Regions from separate parts of the Homo sapiens genome. Here region 1 is linked to region 2. A link is a contact called in ENCODE Hi-C data. All regions are on one chromosome and are shown on one strand. Each heading gives the region's core, a stretch centred on a gene start or an enhancer-like site at or near the end of the contact. The rest is flanking DNA. Distances are from core to core; before and after follow the strand shown.

What was found. Hi-C counts contacts between places; a loop is a spot of excess contacts on that map. Pooled maps may share reads with other maps.
Region 1: a map of K562 shows a loop between it and region 2 (4-fold over the local background). The contact joins the enhancer-like site here to the promoter of MCTP1 in region 2. A Hi-C loop is called at or near these places in 1 of 168 maps with a recorded cell type or tissue (K562), 1 of 37 single-sample maps with no recorded cell type and 5 of 50 pooled maps.

What each region holds. Positions count from the first base shown.
Region 1 is chr5:95,778,869-95,782,876 of GRCh38, forward strand. RHOBTB3 (Rho related BTB domain containing 3) reads left to right here. Exons shown (of 12, transcript NM_014899.4): 9 at 1,384-1,557. Among named protein-coding and RNA genes, the nearest start is that of GLRX, 42 kb to the right of the region's middle. RefSeq lists an enhancer at 2,377-2,426. Within about 2 kb of position 2,348, at least 23 of the 41 ENCODE cell types and tissues checked have a DNase peak (open chromatin) inside an H3K27ac peak, as active enhancers do.
Region 2 is chr5:95,282,834-95,286,978 of GRCh38, forward strand. MCTP1 (multiple C2 and transmembrane domain containing 1) reads right to left here and starts at 2,261. Exons shown (of 23, transcript NM_024717.7): 1 at 1,023-2,261. The coding sequence starts at 1,742. RefSeq lists silencers at 1,350-1,469, 1,550-1,609.

The DNA of each region.
Region 1 (4,008 bases), core at 1,098-3,597, 500 kb after region 2:
AGGAGGTGAGTGTTGACTGGGTGGGAGGGCTTCCCAAGTTACTTCCCTGCTCCTCAGGTAGGTGTGGCTGTGCAAATGGCAGTGCCGAGCAGTAGGCTCAGAGCTGGCAGTGCCAGGTGTTGCCTATAGATCCTGAGTGATTATTGGCTTTGGAAAAAGCCACTGGGCTTAGATGTAACTCTTTTCTTCTTTCCTGAGACAGGAGATGTTGTGCTTGGATTTAAAAGGGATGAAGAACCCAATAATTGTAAATGCTTTAGAGAAGACTATATATCCCTGATGAGTATGAGATTTTAGAGATGTGTGGGTAAACTCTTGGGCAGGGCTGAGTGGCTTGGTTTGGTTGGAGAGTTACTTCCTGGAATGCGACAGCTTTGTCACTCACACTGGCTGTGGTGTCTTCTACGAAAGTAAAAACTGCTCCAAAGCAGAGGTAGCTTTGTCTTCCTCCTCTTTGTGTCTTCAATTCCAAATGCAATGATTGGCACATGCTGATTCTCGGTAATAATCTGTTGAAGTGATCCAGGCTGAACTGAAGGCTGGCAGTGTGTATTCGTGGTTTTCTAAGGTGGTGGAAGTAGAGAGCCCTGGCCACTCACGGCCCTATCCAGCGCTGCCTTTGTGTGGTGCAGCAGTAGCTAGAGAGCCTAGCAAGCTTTTCCTAGAGAGTTAATTCAGTTCGGTGAGTTCAGTGAGCAGTATGGGCTGAGAGAGCCCTCAAAATTCAACGTAGCACTGGCTCTCCCAGCAGCAGGCATTGTTCAGGTGAGACAGAATGGTTGCCTGAGGAAGTAGTGTGCTGGGGAGACTGCAGGGATTAAGGTCATCCTCTTCCAGATTTTCATTAAGTCTGAAATGCTCTCCTTGGCTCCACAAGAGATCCTCTTGCTATTCCTACTGTGGTGTACGGACAGCTTATGGTTTACTTCTTACAGTTTCCTGTTTCAGATAAGGGGAAGCATGGCCAAGATGGTTCTGTGAGTCAGGCCCAGAAGGGTAATGGGGTTGTTTTCTTGGGAGGCACATGGGCACGGGTAGTATTATTAATATTTCAAGCCAATTGGAAAGGATTGATGTTTCATTATAAAAATATGAAGCAAAATACTTCATTTCAGTGTTTCTATTTCTGGAAATACAAACTAAGTAACAAATTGTTGTCTTGACTTGCAAATTGTTGGTTTCAAGGTCAACATCTGAACTTTCTTTATTGCTCCCTTTAAAATTAAGAAGTTTCTGGATTAATGGTAGTTATCACTCCCAAATTCAGATTCTGCATATCAGCCTAGCTGTCCCTAATGTGGTAGTCTAATTAGAAGGAAAATTGCTGGAATAACCCTGCAGGTTTATCTCACTTGTTTCTTGTTTCCCTTTTGAACCTTTCAGGTACGACAGTGCCAGCCCACAGGGCCATCCTGGTGGCCCGTTGTGAAGTGATGGCAGCCATGTTTAATGGTAATTACATGGAAGCAAAGAGTGTCCTGATTCCCGTTTATGGTGTTTCCAAAGAGACTTTCTTGTCATTTTTAGAATACCTGTACACAGACTCCTGCTGCCCAGGTTAGCAATACAAATGTTGATAGTATCTCAGAATTCTTTCTTTCCTTGCCACCCATTTTGTTAAATTGCACTCTGTGGAATCTATTTTCATTTAAGATTTATTAGTTGACATCACGGAATGTACTAAGCAATTAGAGGTGGTGCTGGAACAACAATGAATTTTCATTCAGTTCAAGTGGAAGTGCAGTGATTGGGTGCCTTTTATGGGTCTCCGACGCCGGCACAAGTTCACATGTCCCAGCCAGCACCTACAGCATGGGGATCACTGTAGGCAACTAGAAATGGAGGTGTCTTGTGGTACCCATGGCTACCGTAATTCTAGAGATCGGGGCAGATTGTTACTTGGAGCGCTGTCTCTTCCACAAGAAGAGGAGGGTTGCGCAACTGCTTTGATGTCTGTGACTTCTGATTGGGGCACTTTTAAGGACTTTCAATATTCTGAGACTTTTTTGGTCTTCCTTCTGCCCAGAGGATGTGGGATTTGTAAAGGCCTCCTTCTGACTTCTGCTAAAGTCAGAAACTCCTCAAACTGACTTCTCTGAAAACTTTTCTTGAGATGTTTAGAATACCCAGTGGACTGTAGGATTCATTTCCAAATTCACTGACCAAGGACTATCTTTGACCAGGAACCAAACATCTGTGACAGCTCTAGGTTGGAACAGATCCAGCAGGGTTCTTCTAGCTGGAGGCACTTGAAGAAATAGCAAAATTTTTTCTACAGGCCTGGAGCCTTGCTTGGGATGCTGGCAGGGAAGCCCTCTGTGAGTAGTCTTCAGCCTTTGGCCACCAGATGGCTCCCACCACAAGCACAACTAGATTCGGCCCCGTGGAGCTCAGTTCAGGAGCCTGAGACCTTGATTAGAGAACCTGGTCAGGCACCCTAATAAACATAAAAAGCAAACACACATTTCAAGCCAGACCTCTCTTCAGATTCACTGCTTTAATTTTTAGAATGGAAAGGTTTCTTACACTGGGTATTGAAATAAGTTTTAAACAAGTCATGAGCCCTCTAGTGAAAGATTTTAGAAGTTCAAAAAGAAGCAAATGTATTTGTGTTGATTAAATTAATTCTGGGCTTGCAGCTTTCTGTAGAGTATTTTGGAGCCAGTTGCAGTTGTTTCTGTCAGTGTTAAAGACTGACTTACGGCCAGGTGCCGTAGCTCATGCCTGTAATCTGAGCACTTTGGAAGGCTGAGGTGAGCAGATCACCTGAAGTCAGTTCAAAAACAGCCTGACCAACATGGTGAAACCCCGTCTCTACTAAAAATACAAAAATTAGCTGGGCATGGTGACGTGTGCCTGTAATCCCAGCTACACGGGAGGCAGAGGCAGGAGAATCGCTTGAACCTGTGAGGCAGAGGTTGCAGTGAGCCAAGATGGCGCCACCACACTCAAGCTTGGGTGACCGAGTGAGACTCCGTCTCAAAAAAAGACTTAGTATTTTTGCCTAATAAAAATGAAAGCATTTGTTCTTTTTGGAAATAAAGCTTATTGTTTATTATTTCATTGTTGGCAAATCTGTATATTAAATTTACAAATTGACCAGATTTGGAGTAATAGGAAAATTTGATTTTCAGTCATCCTCTCACTCAAGTAATTGAAGCTGCTAATATTAAGTTTTACCTTGCTAATTAGAAAATATTACAGAGGAAAGCAGTAATAATGATAGGATTTTTAAAAATTGGCAAAAGTGTGTTAGGGAAAAATGAGTCAAAATGAATAATCAAAAAGTTAAGCCAGATACTGGAATCTGTGCATTGGGAAGATCACAGAAGACAGGTAATGTTATTATGTTAAATATTCACCATACACAGTGTTCTTGGTTCCATAGCTACAAAAGAATGTAAGAATGTAAGGAGGGATAAGAACGAGAATTACATGAAAAACCAGATTTCTAGGGAAGTATTGAAAAAACCCCCAGCCAAATTGGGTGGTTGCCAGGGGCTGGGGAAAGGGGGAAACAGGGAGTTAGTGTTTATTGGGTACAGAGTTTCAGTTTGGGAAGAAGAAACATGTTCTGGAGATGGTGGTGGTGATGACTGCACAGCAGTGTGAATGTACTTCATGCCAATGAATCATATACTTAAAAGTGGTTAAAATGGGCCGGATGTGGCGGCTCATGCCTGTAATCCCAGCACTTTGGAAGGCCGAGGCAGGTGGATCACAAGGTCAGGAGATCGAGACCATCCTGGCTAACACGGTGAAACCCCGTCTTTACAAAAAATACAAAAAAAATTAGCCGGGCGTGGTGGTGGGCGCCTGTGCTCCCAGCTCCTCAGGAGGCTGAGGCAGGAGAATGGCGTGAACCCAGGAGGAGGAGCTTGCAGTGAGCCAAGATCGCACCACTGCATTCCAGCCTGGACGACAGAGTGAGACTCCATCTCAAAAAAAAAAAAAAAAAAAAAAAAAGGTTAAAATGGTAAATTTCATGTTATGTTTATTTTATCATAA
Region 2 (4,145 bases), core at 1,011-3,510:
TACCCTTCAAACACAGCCTGTTTCTTTGTAGCTGAGCTTTTAATCTACTAATAACTAAAGTTTTAATGCAAGTGTCATTCATCTAACATAATTAATCAGAGTCAAAACAATGAGAAAGTGTAAGTAAACTAAGATATATTGGGAGAAAAATGTTCTTTAGGTCTCTGGCAGAGTGAAACTTCCAAAATATTTTCTAGAATTAAAATGATTTGATAAACATTTACAAAAAGAGCAGTGCCTCTTCGAAATTGAGGGAGTAAAAACGGCTATTCAGTGGGACACATTGTGGGTCCCACACATAAAATTTCTAGTAAAAGCACTTTTACAAACCTTGACTCTTGTCTGAGCAATCAACATGATGTATAAAGCAGCATACTTTAAAAAGCAAGTGCTTCAGGTGACTATTAAAACTTCACAAGGCTCATAGGAACATATGCATTTGACTAACTGGGAGGAGACGCTCCCGCTGTCCACTTGAAGGGCGGTGATCCAATTGCAGCAGGAAGGTTTAAGAAAGGGGTGCCGGATGCAGGCCTGAGATGATGCTTTCCCTGGCACAGGACCTCACATGTGCCATAATTTACCTCTCCACGTTTCTATTTCTTCCCGCCAGCCATTTGCTTCCAATGGTACCTCTCCACACCACCACACGTGATCGTAATTGTTTTTAAGTTATTGGGTTAGTTTTTTCTTTTGCCAAGATGAGATTTGGCTGGACATCTCCTTTCAGGAGAACTCTAAAAAGTACCCACTTTAGGTCTAACTTTTCATTGACTACTCAGAAAGCTTCTGGTGACAGGTATCATTTCTACCAAAAGTAAAGTCCGGGTGCAAGTCAGAACTCTTTCATCTTTGCTAAACCAGAGCGAGATGTTTTCTTTCGACTGTTTCATCTACTTAGAATTAATAGCATTTCTCCTCCCGCCTCCCGGCCCCCGCCCCCCGCTCCCCGGGTGGTGAACGCCTGAAGAGGGAGGCGTGGTCCCGCGCACCTTGTCTCCGGCCGCGCCACCGGCACTCACCTGGCTGCTGCCGTGCTCCTCGCCCGTCTCCGGGGCCCGAGACTCCGCGGGACTCCGCGCCGGCTCTGCGGGAGGAGGCGGCGGCTCCAGCAGCTGCTCCAGGCAGGCGGTGCCCGGCAGAGAGGAGCTCTTCTGGTGGCACAAGTGCGCCCCGGGGCCCTGACGCCGTGCACCCTCATCTCGGGCGCGGTCCCCCCTCGGGGGAGGCTGGGGCGAGGAGGACAGGGAGGATGAGGCGGAGGAAGAGGAAGGAGCTGAGTCGGGGGAGCGTCCGCCAGGAGGCGTCCCTCCCGCTGCTCCCGAGGCCGCCGCGGGCCCCTTTACGGCGGGGAGCAAATGCTCGCGGATCCGGCGGCGTAGCGTGGACCCCTGCTCGGCTCTGCCGGCGCCGCCGGGCTCCAGGGGCTCCGGCGACGAGCAGCACAGGTTGGGCTGCGAGGAGGAGAAGACTCGGTCCAGCACTTGCTTCCGCTTCTTGAAGCCGCTCCACCTGCTGCCTGCACCACTCCCCCTGGCCGGTGCATTCCCTGTGCCCACCGGGGGTGGCGGGGAGGGCGACGGGGTGTCCGCAGTGCGGCGCTCTGGACCCCCAGCGCGCCCGCCCCCGCCGCCCTTGCTCCTGCCCACCCCCAGCTGCAGGTTCTTCCAGAGCCGGGCCTGGAAGGAGGAGGACGCCGCCGGCGGCTCTGGCTCGCCCGCCGCGGCAGCCCGGGGCTCCATCCTCCACCCCCTGCTCCTCCTCTCCCCTCCTCCTCCTCCTCCTCCTCCTGCTTCTCCTCCCTCTTCGGCTGCACCTCCTCCCGGGTCCCCGCGGCGCTGGCGGTGGCGGCGGCGGCGGCGGCGGGCGCAGCAGCAGAAACCGGGAGTGCCCAGCGACTTCAGGCCAGCTCGGGGGAAAGAAGCGGCCGCCGCCGCCGAGGCTCTCTGGCCTCGGGACTCCGGCGCTGCCTCTTCCTCCCGCACCTGCTGGGGTGGGCTGGAGCCGTAACCGAATCCCGGCCGCGGCGCCTGCAAAGTTTTTCCCTCGAAGCTCCGCGGCTCCAGTCCACTGGCGTCCCCCAGGCCGCGCCCTGGCTCCCTCTTCTCTCTGACCGAGCTCGGGAAGCTGCACGCACCGGGGCGTGCGCGTCCAGCTGCGCCAGGGACCGCACCCGGCGCCCTCTGGGCAGCACCTGTCAGCGGCGGGGGCGGCTGCCTCCAAATTGGGCGCGCACGCGGCTCACACAACAAGGCGCGTCTGGCTGGAGACTCCGGGGACCAGCAGTCCCCCTGGGGCGCCCCGGGACCATCCTCCAGCTCCTAGGTGGGAGGGCCGGTAGGAGCCGGGTGGAGCTAGGTAGGGCCCGAAGCCAGCTTGCTCCCTAGGATCCGGCCACAGTTGCCCAGGCAGCTCGCTGTGCGCTGGCCGCTGGCCGCGCTGGCGATCGTCTGGGTCGGATGAAGCGAGCTGGAGTGGAAACTATGTGCCCTCGATGGGTCTCGTGGGGGCGCCGATCGTCCACACTGAGCGATGAACCCGACGGAGTTCTAAAGCTGAAGACGTCTGCCCCCGCCCCGTTGCGCTCCCTGGGTCCAAGACGAGAGTTTAATTTCTTCTGTCTTGACTTCATCCCCATCCACCCCTCCCTTTTCTTTATTTGCCTCTGCACTGGTCTCTTATGATCAGGTTCTAGCATTTCCGGAGTCTGACGATAAAGCCAGCCCTTAAGTTGCAGGGAGTTTACGGTGGACGAAGATGGGTGATGCGCACTGCCTTTGATCCGATTCGGCACGCACAGAATCTTGTTCTTTTCATTCAAGCGCATTTTTTCTTTGGTTACTTCATTTGCTTGTTGCAAGGCAAACGGAAAAGGCTTTTTAGCTCATTCAGACTTTGCTTCTCCCAAAGCTGCTCAGCCAGGGTCTTCTGATTCTGCTAGGAGAGACTTCTGAAAGGCCAGCAACACAATGCCTCTTTCGTCCTCCTAAATGGGGAAAACGGGAGAGTTCCCTAAGCTGCGGTAGCACACTGATCAGTCTTGTCTAGCTAGCAGTATGCTTTGGAGGTGTTACCAACCTAAGTTTTTTGTTTTGTTTTGTTTTTGTTACCTTTATAACAAATATTTATTAAGCACCTACTATATACCAGGCACTGTGATAGGCTCTGGGGATGCAGCTGTGAACAGGGCATCAGGGTCCCACCCACATGGAGCTTATTGTGAGGGTGAGGGTTGGGAGGTGATGCGAGACAATAAACAGAATTTCTAATATGCAAAAGTCCCATGGAAACAGTTAAGCAGGGTACCACATAACAGAGTGGCTACAGAGGAAGAGCTTCCAGACAAAATGCAGGACACCCAATTAAACTGACTTTCAGAGAAACAATGAATAATATTAGTATATGTATGTCCCAAATATTGCATGGGACATACTTATACTAAAATACTATTATTTATCTGAAATTTAAATTTAACTGGGTGTCATGTTTTTGTTTGCTAAATCTGGCAGCCCCATATGGAGAGGTTTTTGGTTTTTTACATTATGTGTACAGGGAGAGTCTCTCTGAGAAGATAAAATTTTGAGTTAAGACTTAATGAGGACAGAGAACCAGCTATTGACGGATCTGACTGTAGAATTTCAGGTAGAAGGAACAGCAGATACAGAGGTCCTGAGGCAGGAAGCAGCTTGACTGGGCATATTCAAGGACAGAACGATACCACTCCAAATAGAGTAGAGCAAGGTGGGTGGGGTTGGTAAGAGATGTAGTGAAACAAAAGGTCAGCTAAGGGAGTGGGTCCTATAGCCAGAGTGAGAGTCCATGTTTCCTCTAAATGAAATTGGGAGACATTAGAGGTCTTTTTTAATCGTGAGGGTAATGTGATGTGATTTACTAATACTAATGCCAGGTATTAATAAATAGCCTCACAGGGCTATTTTGAAGATTAAGTGGAAAAAGGACTTAGCTCAGTGCCTGTATATAGTTGATATTATTGTTATTTGGTAGACCCAGTATTTCCCAAGTATATGAATACTATGCTTTGGAAAAAGAGCAACGTGAATGGAGAAACACTGGGCTGCATTTAAATAATATTATTGAAATGACAAGATTATAGAGATGGATAGTGGTTGCCAGGGGTTAGCGGT